Regions from separate parts of the Homo sapiens genome. Here region 2 is linked to region 1. Evidence: read pairs that join two places in POLR2A ChIA-PET (ENCODE). Cell type or tissue: IMR-90. All regions are shown on one strand.

Region 1 (5,000 bases):
CAATGTGGGTTTAGCTTTCAAGATCCAGAGGGTGTTTGTGCTACTAAACAACTTCGTTACCTTGAGCAAGTCCCTTAAATATTCTTGGATTCGACTTCTCTGGCTATAAGATAACATTAAAAAAATAACCTCAAAGGTTCCTTCTAGTTTTATTGTAATAAGTAGGAAACCTGTCAGGAAGTATCTTGGAATACTGATGGTCAGGGAACCAAGGTTCCAGTTGGGCTCTGTATTATCCTGGGCAAATTATGACCTTTGTGAAACTGTTTTTATACTTCCATTTACGGAGGGAGAGGATTTAGTAGATGGCCTAGGAGGATGTAGGCAAGGAAAAGCCAGCTGTGGATAACATGTAAGAACAACATGTTAGAAGGTGGTGGTGAAACAGATGAATGACTCCTCAGCCTTATCAGGGTTAGACAATACCAACAATGCAGAAAGACAGCTCTTCATGATAGGTTATAAAACTTATGGTGAAAACCTTATCATTCGTTCAAACTGCTACTCAACAACTTAGTTACCCTGGATAAATCACCTGGACAAGCTATTCTGAATGAGATTCTCTGCCCTTGACTAAATATTCTCTTTTTTGTTTGAAAACATTTGGAAATAGGATGTCTTCATGAACACCAAGGGAGAAAGTGTTTTGGTAAAGAGTAAGGCTGTAATTTTAAGTCACATAATTGTAAGGGACAGCAAGTATAGGGAAGTGCCACCGCCTGTCATTTACCCTCTCCCGCCTATTGCAGACTTCTCTGCTTGATCTCCACACTCTTTTCCAACAAGCCTAGACAAGGCACAGAATCCTCAAAGTGAAGCTCCAGGCATTCTCCACCAATCAATCAAAATTGGCACGAGAAATAGAAGCTATCTGCCAACACTGTTGTAGTGGAATAAGCATGGATCACCAGGGCAGAAAACTGATATTCCATTTCAGGCTTCCTTAACTAACTTCCTACATTGTGGACTTTGGACACATCATTTCAGCCTTTCCAGAGCTGTAAAATGAAGGGGTTAAGTGGGATGATTTCCTAGGTCCATATAACCAGTTTCTTCACATTGACTGCGGATGACAGGAGCTCCTTCCTTTTCAGACCCTATCTCTTCTATTTTTTTTGTAGCTGACATTGTTGTATATTTGAGGATGTGGATTTCAAATGTGCTCACAGCCTATGTCTGGATCCTCAGGGTGGCATCCTGGCATTTTATTTTTAAAACCAGGATCTACTACATTGCCAACATGCAGTGGCTTGAATCCTGAGAGTTGGATACCCTTGAGTCATTATCAACTTTCGAAATAGGCAGCACATTCACACAGCTAACAGAAAGACACTTCAAACTTTAAAATAATTTTGGATCTACATAAACATACCCAAGTCATGAAAAGACAGAGAAAGTTTAAAGAGCGGTCCAGTGAGGTAACAATCCCAGCCACCTTCTTAACCACCCCACCCCTACTTTTCTTTTTTACTAAGTCAGTAGTGCTCAATGAGTCATTATGTGGCTACCACCTATCAGGCTAAGGCCAACAAACCCACTTCTTGGGTATGAGTTACCTCTTGATTATTATTTAATAAAATACAAACTGTTCTAGTTTGTTATTTTATTTAAAATAGGCATCACACATTTTTTTAAGGCTACCTTGAGCATACGTTACCTTTTCCTGGGGAAAACAAAAAGTCCCGTCTATCTAGATGAGGAAATATCCAAAGAGCAAATAATTATCAGAACATGACTCTCTCTGGCATCCTCCCCTTCTCTCCAAGTGGTTTATGTGATGACAGGGAATAGGGATAGAGGAACTGGAAACTCTTAAGAATCAGGTGGGCTCCAAAACATCAAGCAGTCCTCAACATCAGTCCCATGTGCAAGATAGCCACTTCAAGTTGTCCTTGTTCTAAAGTCTTGATGGTAGCATGAGCTCTGCACCATACGCCTAAAGGGTGACCTAATGCTGAGTTCTGCTGGGGCAGCTGGAACTGGACAGGATTGTTTGCCACGGTGATCTGAGTCACTTTTCAGCAACATCTCAGGGTTAACAAGATCACATGTTCAGCTGCTACTTAAAGTCTTGGAGGCACTTCAACCTCTTAACTTGGGTAAGCATTAGGAACCTAGTAGGTAGTGTCCAACTCCTCAAAATAACTTTAAAGAGACTATACTCCCTTTCTTGAACCTTCTAAGCATGGCAAGGACACAACCAAGAACCACAGGTTCTTGGGCCATGACTGCTGCTTTCTGTTACTAAAAAATTACTGTCAACCAGACAAGTTTTCTCAAATTATTTTCTTTTTCTACTCAATTGTTTCTTCTCTTCTACTTCTAAAACAACATTCTTTTCATTCCCATGAGGCTCTTAAAGTTAGAAGGAAAGTGAAGATTAAATTCTCTTAACAACATTTATTCTAGAGGCACTTCCTTTAATGTATATGGAGAGTTTAATGGTAGTAGTGATAGTTGTTTTAGGAGTAGACAACATGTAAAGAAAATAAATAAATTCCTTGCATTTTCTTGGGAAGCTGAAGTGTCTGACCTGCCAAATTTTGCAACAGGGCCATTTTCCTTTTTATTGAGATTAAAGCAGAAATCTCTCTAGAAAGGTTATGTTGAACACATACATTGCTTTGAAGCAGAATCTTAACCTCTCCAAGTTACTTCTTATCTTTTGAAGAAACATCTACTGAGCTGGCTCAGTCATTCACTAATAAGCATTGATGATCAACTACACATCAGGCATACTATTAGACCCTAGACCGTGTTGATCCTCTAGCCAACGTTACTCTAATTTACAACTAGGTCAGTTAGCAGTGGCCCAATATCAGAAGCAACAGCTTCAAACCAGGCCAGGCAGGAAGCCATATGGAACAAGTCCTCGGTCAACAAGTGCATCTCTTATTGTCAATAGAAAAAACAAACAAACAAACAAAAAAACCAAAAATGTACTTGGGTGAATTCACAGCAATTTCTTTGTATACAGAAATCAACATAATGTGTTTCCTTTGTTTCTGCCAAATATATTAATATGAAAAAATTGCATCCAATTTAACTGATGAATGACAGATATTCTGTTTCCACTGCCTCCATGGTGGGAGGAAGGGGACAGGGCAGAGGTGGATGGTGGTGGTTGCAGTATGTAGCCTGTCACCGAGATGACATTTCCCAAACCTAAATCACTCAGTATCCAGTAACCACAGTAGTGAGTAAATCACTCAGTATACAGTACCCTTAAGGTGCTCTGAAGGTACTAAATTCCTAGAGAAGAAAAGACGAAAGCCTATTCCATAGCTCAAATTATTAGCAGCCACAAATATCAAGTTCTGACAGCAACTCTTTTCCTTTTCCTACTTCCTGCATGTCAACTCTTCAAGCACAGTGGCTGCTTCTTCCTCCCTTCCTTAATGATACCAAGACCAGTGGCTCCCAAACCTGGCTTCTAAGAATAAACATTCTAGGCTCCTACCCTAGACCTAATGAATTCCTCTCCTGTGGTAGAACCTGAAAGTCTATTTTTAATAAATCCCTTTTTGTTTCTAAGTTCTCAGAATAATTCTGAAGATCAGCCTGGTTTAGGAATCACTGCTGCATACCACAAGTTTATGGTGATTTAGAAAGAAAACTTTTTAAAAGGGAGCTGTCCACCCTTCCCCCACCATATATACACACTTGTGGTTGCTTAAACATTTTTTTATGAGCAATGAAGACAGCATAACAGCTTCCTCTATTGCCACCCAAATATCCAGCAATTAGCAGACTAGACCTACAGATTCTTCACATTCTGAAGCTGTTAAAACAAACACTTGTGTGCCTGGTGTAGAGTTTGCTCACCAGCCCCCATGACTTGCGTAGGCTCCCCTGTCCATCTAAATGAACAAGCCAGGGCTGCTGATTCCAGGTAGAAGGATAAATAAGCCAAAGGAGCCTCAATCTTAGCTTTGAACCGCATCCAAACTTCAGAGGAAAAGATTTACTAATCCCCTGTTTACAATACAAAAATAATAACACAAAAACAAAATCACCTGCCATTAGCCAACTCTAATCTAATCTTTCCTTGCAGTAATAATTTTACTTAGGGTACTTCAACACTAACCTTGGCCTAGCATTCACTGAAAAATGAACTAATGACGCAGGCCTTATGTATACGGTATTCTGGGGAAAATGCAACTCCTTAGAATGAACTGGGATAAAATGTGAGGATTAAAATCAGAATTACCAAACAGGATCATGAGGAGAAAAGTCTTTTCATTTTCCATCCGCACACTATTCTGCCTTCACTGGGCCAGCATTAATATGGTCTCTGCTTTAGAAAGGCTTTGACTTTCCCGCTATTATCCTAGTCTTGCTTTAACACATACTTTATATTAGAATGCGTTCCAGGAAGCATATGGCATTAGAACTAGGTCAACCATTAACCAAATAACAGGAAACTGCTCTGCAGCGCACACCCTTCAAAAGCTTGCTTAATGAGCTGGCTCTTCAGAATATGTCCTTCAGTGAGGTTGGGACTAACAGGACCCATGGGTTTCTTTAATACTGCAAGGTCACCTAATACCTAGAAGGCTTCTGCACATAGTAGACTTTCAATGATCTAAATCATTCCATTGAAATGTTCAAGAACTAAAGTCAAAGGTGAAGAAGGATGTTTTCTGAATCTGCTTGACCATCTTCAAAGAACATGACTATCATCCTGGTTCCGTTGCTTCATCCTTCCAATTTTGTTAAATTGATAGGAAACACTACATACTCATCATTTTTTTCCATAACGTTTTTCCCTATATTCCTTGAGGCTTCCATACCACCAATTTACCCTACAAAATACATGCCACCATCCATTTAGACTTAATAGGTCAAAGAAAGTCTTGGAAAAAGACCTGTCTTCCTCTTTCACATAAAACCGCAAATGAGTTTCCTCCAGAACCAATGGCCTTGAATCACTGAATATTCGAGTTTGAATTTTTCTTATCCAATGTTTCAGACTCAATTCTATGAAATTTAACTCTATA
Region 2 (5,000 bases), 54 kb before region 1:
GTTTTATGGATCTTGACTCCCCCCAGGCCTGCAACACATTTTTGGTTGGTGTGTTCACATTGTCCTGGCATCTGCAGTGTGGGAAACCTTAACTGTGAGCCAATAGCCCCACAGCTTCTCTCTATTAAAATGTGCAATTGGATTTCACATGAGTGTTTCAAACACCATTCAAGGCCTAATTTACAGGCTACTATCTAGCCCCACAGCTGTTTTTCCATCCTGTAGACTTAGCTGTTTCTAGGAATCCACCATCCGGCTCCTTAGCAAAGTCTTCCCACTTTGGGCCTGCCCAGCCACTCTTGGCCATGCAAAACTATACAAAATCTATAGTAAGGATTCAAGAAAATACTTACTGAATGAACAATTATTAACTACTCTTTCCACAGAATTATTCATTCATGTGAATAGCCTTCTTTTTGTTTACCTCATCTAATCAGCTTTTATGTCATCAAATTAATCACTGCTGATCCATTGATATAGGTCATTTATATACATTAAAAACAGTACAGGCCCAATGACTTTTGTGTACGGATCACTAAATAGTTACCACACAGAGCTTTCAGTTACTGTGTTCTTTCATAAGGATAAAAGTAAGAATCCCTTTTATATATTGCAAATTATTTCCCTGTGGCTAAACAAAAACAGAATATCTATGTTATAGAGAGAGCTACTCAACGTCACTTTGTCATATTTCTGTGACACCCACTCCTCCCCACAGTCCATCCTCCAAGAATCTGAAATCACTCCACAAATAGATTAGGCCTGAGGCTTAGGGTTATGGTTAGCTCAAATGTAAGCGCTAATAGTATCATCTAAACAGTTGATTTTAAGTTGTCGGAGGGCCAGAAAAATACTATACTCATTTCTGATTCTTCCGTGCATAGTACAGCCCTCAGAAGAGAGTACAGGCTCAAGAGTATAACTGAACTCAACTCTTCTCAGTCTATGCAGAGGATGATGATACATGCAGTGGGTGGGTTTAAAGGATTCCCTTGACCTCTGACTGAGACCCACCTTTCAAGGAAGACAGACAAAGGAAAAAGAAGGTATGACATTGAGAAAAATGTCCCAGCAAAAGCCTTTGCTAGCAATGGCACTGAGATGAATCTGTTTCATCCAAACAGCTCCACAAATGTAGCTTCCATGTCAGATGAAAACAATTAATTAAAAATCACATTAATACAGATCCTACAATTTGAGTCAAGTTAGATTTTGCCCTTCTGGTTGCAATATACCAACCTTTCCTGGTGAATAGAAGATTTCAGGTGAAAAGGGGACATTTTCTTTACCCTTCCACAGGTACTCTCACCCAGCCCTAGATGTGTGACTCTGAATTTTCCCAGAAGAGAAAAAAAAAACACTACAGGCTTCCTTCCCCATTTTAAACTACTACACAGTAGCTAAGGAGATTGTGTGGTCACTTCATTACAAGTCGTAGCCATCATAACAAGCCTTCTTTGTTAAACAGAAGTCCTTTAAGGCCGGGACACCAGTAAGGAGCTATAGTGTTGAACACTATAAATGATTTGCAAAGGAAAGACCACCAAGCTTCAAAAATTTTTTAAAAAGCAGCTTTTCATCTTAGGACTTACCATTTCATTTCCTCCTACAGGTGTCTGCTCACAGACCTCATGAATAAAGATTACTCATTTACTCTTTTGGTAATCTGAGAATTAGACCATGTTGACAAGTTGGGCTGTCAGATCATCAGGTTATCTGAAGAGTCTCTTGTTTTAAACACACACATTAAAAATAACCAAAATTCGTACTTGTTATAAATGGTCCCAAAGGCCAGAATTGCAACCAAAGGATGAAAAGTACAGAAATAAAACGGCCTTTTATTAAATTCCTACTATGTGTCAGAGGCTGTATTAGGTATTTTACAGGTGCGTATCTTTTCTCATTAATCTCTGAAGATAATCAGTTGAGGCAGATATCACTATACAATTTTACATACGGCTACAAGAAGCTAAGATTGCCCAGGGAAACGTGACCATCATCGAGAGAAGTGAGATTCAAACCCAAGCTTTTGTTCTGCTTTCTTTCCAGTCCACTAAGCTCCTCCCAAGAATGTAACAGTAGATCTTGGGAGACAGTCATTCCTTGACCTGGGAAGTACTCAAGCTGATGGTAGCTAACTGGCTCCCGCAGAAGGGATTCAAGAATTAGAAGGGGTTGGAAGAGAGCAGGTCTACCTCGAAGAATCTGCAGACTTCCTCTCCTTCTCTTCTAAGCAGCTGATTCTGCAATCATTTGAGGTGAGATGAGAAATCAAGCAGGTCTGCTTCCTGGTCTTATAAAAACAATAAACTATCCCTTTGCTTACTATGCCATATCTGCAGGCCCTAAGGTCTGGACTCTTTCTCTCCCCTACAGCTTTGGTCACATTGCTAGCGAGGAGACCCTCTCCCTGGCTTCCTGTATTTCTTCTGAAACTCCAAAACTAAACAGTAAAACTCTCCTCCCAACTCATGCCTCCTTAGCATCCTTTAGCTGTAAGAAATCCCTATGTCACCCCTAAGGTATCACGTGGCTCAGTCAGACACACTTCCCCACTCATTCACCCTTTGCACTCCTACTCTGAATTTTGTGTCATTAATGTACATACCTGTCTCCCCAAACATTTCGCAGCACATATTTTTAGAACAAGACAGGATATAAATAAAAACAAACAAATTGGCCTGGTACTGTATTCGCTTTCTTGCTTGAAACCACAGTGGAACGATCCAAAACTAATCCATCCCACTTGACAGGCTCTTTCCACTAGCAACACTCCCATGAGCACTGAATTCCATTTTCATCATGGCGTCACACAGATGCTCAACAAGTTCATTTCCCCTTCCCACTCCAACTTCCACACCATTTCAACTTTTTCATATTTCTTCCTTCACTTGAACCATCATGTTTTCACATAAGATTTTCCTCTAAAAAAAATGATTGGCAATGAATCCCAGCCCACCTCAACCCTGAGTGGTTAATTCCAGCTTGGAAGCCCATTTTTACCATTGGAGTCTTCCACTTCTTCAGCCGGGGTAGCTTTTTGGGAGGAGTGGTGGGAGTGTGAGGAGAGGAGACTGACGATCCGTGGCCTGGGGAGGGTCAGGGCTTTTCCGTGGACCTTGAGGGAGTGTTCCTTCAGCTGGCTGATTGTCATGGTGGAGAATGAGCACCAAGAACACTTGTAGGCATGCTCACCTGGAAGAGGATGGTGACAAGAAATAGAACAGGAAAAAGAGGGGAGAAGGGTATAAGGCCAGGGTGGAAACAAGATAACTCAGTTAACTCATGCTAGAGAAGCGCATCTCAAGCTTCATGTTCTATGAACGAACCTCACAGACCAACAACCTGCCACAACCACAGTACTCCTTTGGAGTTGAAACTCTTCCATGAGCTCCAGAATCTAGTGAACTGGTCCTTTTTCATTTTGGGCTCTGCTTACAGGAGTGAAGCTATGAATTAATTCCCCAATAGGAAGTCAAACCCAACTGCCCATGATACCTCCTTTAGAAAAATTTCCAATCCCTTTCCCTCCCTCTCTACACTAGAAATGACCATGTCAGGTTTCATTCAAGGTGGCCTTTTTGTCAGTCCCAGAAAATAACATGCTTAATTATTATTCCAAAGATCTATTAGTGGCTTTTTAATCACAAAGTCATTCAGTGCAAGCTCTGTTGTGCTATTCTATTCTGTACTTCCTTGCTAACTATACACATTCTCATCCCACATATATATATTTTTGGACCAGTTCATAAACCTCAGCATAGAACTCCATTTCCTTATCTAGTCAATAGCACAGAAATGGGTAAAAATAAGTCATTTCTCTAAGGAAGAGAGCTGTATATGTAAACATGGGGGTTTAGGGGGTACAGTGTGTGTGTTTATCTCCAATATTCTTCAATAAAGACTGCCTCTCAGTAAAAATAAGCACTACTTTTAAAATTAATTTTATGCCACTGAAATACAACACAGATCACCATGACCAAATTAAGTTAAAGTGTGATTTACCTTCGCCATATATTACCTGTTAAATTAATTACATTTTAAGAACTAAGAGTGTGAAGTGGGCAGGCTTAAATTGTTGGACATATATACACTGGTAAGATCAATTCAGAAAGCCATTTTGCTTTTAAGAACAATAGACTTAGAAATGCTCATGTTTCCAACCCAGTAACTCCATTTCAAAGAGTAATAAGAAGATATCCTTTAATAAATATAAAGTTTTACTTAGAAATATACATCATTTATGCTTGAAAAAGGTATGAAATAACCTAAATTTACAACCATAAGGAAAAGATTAAGTAAATCTGGGCATATCCTATTGATGATTTATTTTATTCAATTAAAATAAATTCTTGGAGTTTATAATAACATAAAAATAAAAGTAAATACAAAGGCTAAATATATATATTCAATTGCATTAGAATTACAACTATTAAAAATAATTACAGAGAAAATGACTGAAAGGAAATATATGAAATGTTAACAACAGTGGCGTTTAGATAACAAGATTATGAATGACTGTATTTCTTCTTTCATTTCCAAACTTTCTCTAATGAACATGTATTTTTAAAATTAATTTTTAAGGTGACATTTAAAACTCAGAGAAGAAAAAAGAGAAAACAGAATCATAAAGTTTTGTGGACCAGTGAAAATGAACAGAGGTGTGGTCTAAGGATTAAAAGTAAGAAAAACAGGTATTGGAAGATCATTCTTTGTCCCTACATTTCCGAGATTATTATTTTCCTGCCACCATGAAAATTACTAAATGGGTTCACATGTGAAGTGAGTATAGCATCCAAGTTCTGTAATTAAGCCTTCCTCTCACCACGGATGAATATATATATGACAATATATAGAATACTACTGCCCTCTTTATTCTATTTTTTCATTTTTTTCTTTTAATGCAAGCTTGGTTGTGTGAATATTGCTGGTGGCTGTGAGTTGCACGACCTGAGAGAGAATTCAAATCCAGATGTTTGGGTTAGCACACATTACCTTTT

Evidence for each region. ChIA-PET counts read pairs that join two places held together with the same protein. Peaks named below come from ENCODE experiments on the same cell type or tissue, not always from the same donor. Only the 100,000 strongest peaks of a DNase experiment are listed, where the experiment ranks them.
Region 2: POLR2A ChIA-PET joins it to region 1 with 6 read pairs; 8 of 35 experiments call an interaction of 5 or more read pairs at or near these places.

What each region holds. Positions count from the first base shown.
Region 1 is chr9:106,882,656-106,887,655 of GRCh38, reverse strand. The region is part of intron 1 of ZNF462 (zinc finger protein 462); the gene reads right to left. Among named protein-coding and RNA genes, the nearest start is that of ZNF462, 22 kb to the right of the region's middle. In IMR-90, no CTCF peak of the experiment used is centred here; a DNase peak (open chromatin) is centred at 2,005.
Region 2 is chr9:106,937,111-106,942,110 of GRCh38, reverse strand. ZNF462 (zinc finger protein 462) reads right to left here. Exons shown (of 13, transcript NM_021224.6): 7 at 3,004-3,195. Among named protein-coding and RNA genes, the nearest start is that of ZNF462, 76 kb to the right of the region's middle. In IMR-90, no CTCF peak of the experiment used is centred here; no DNase peak of the experiment used is centred here.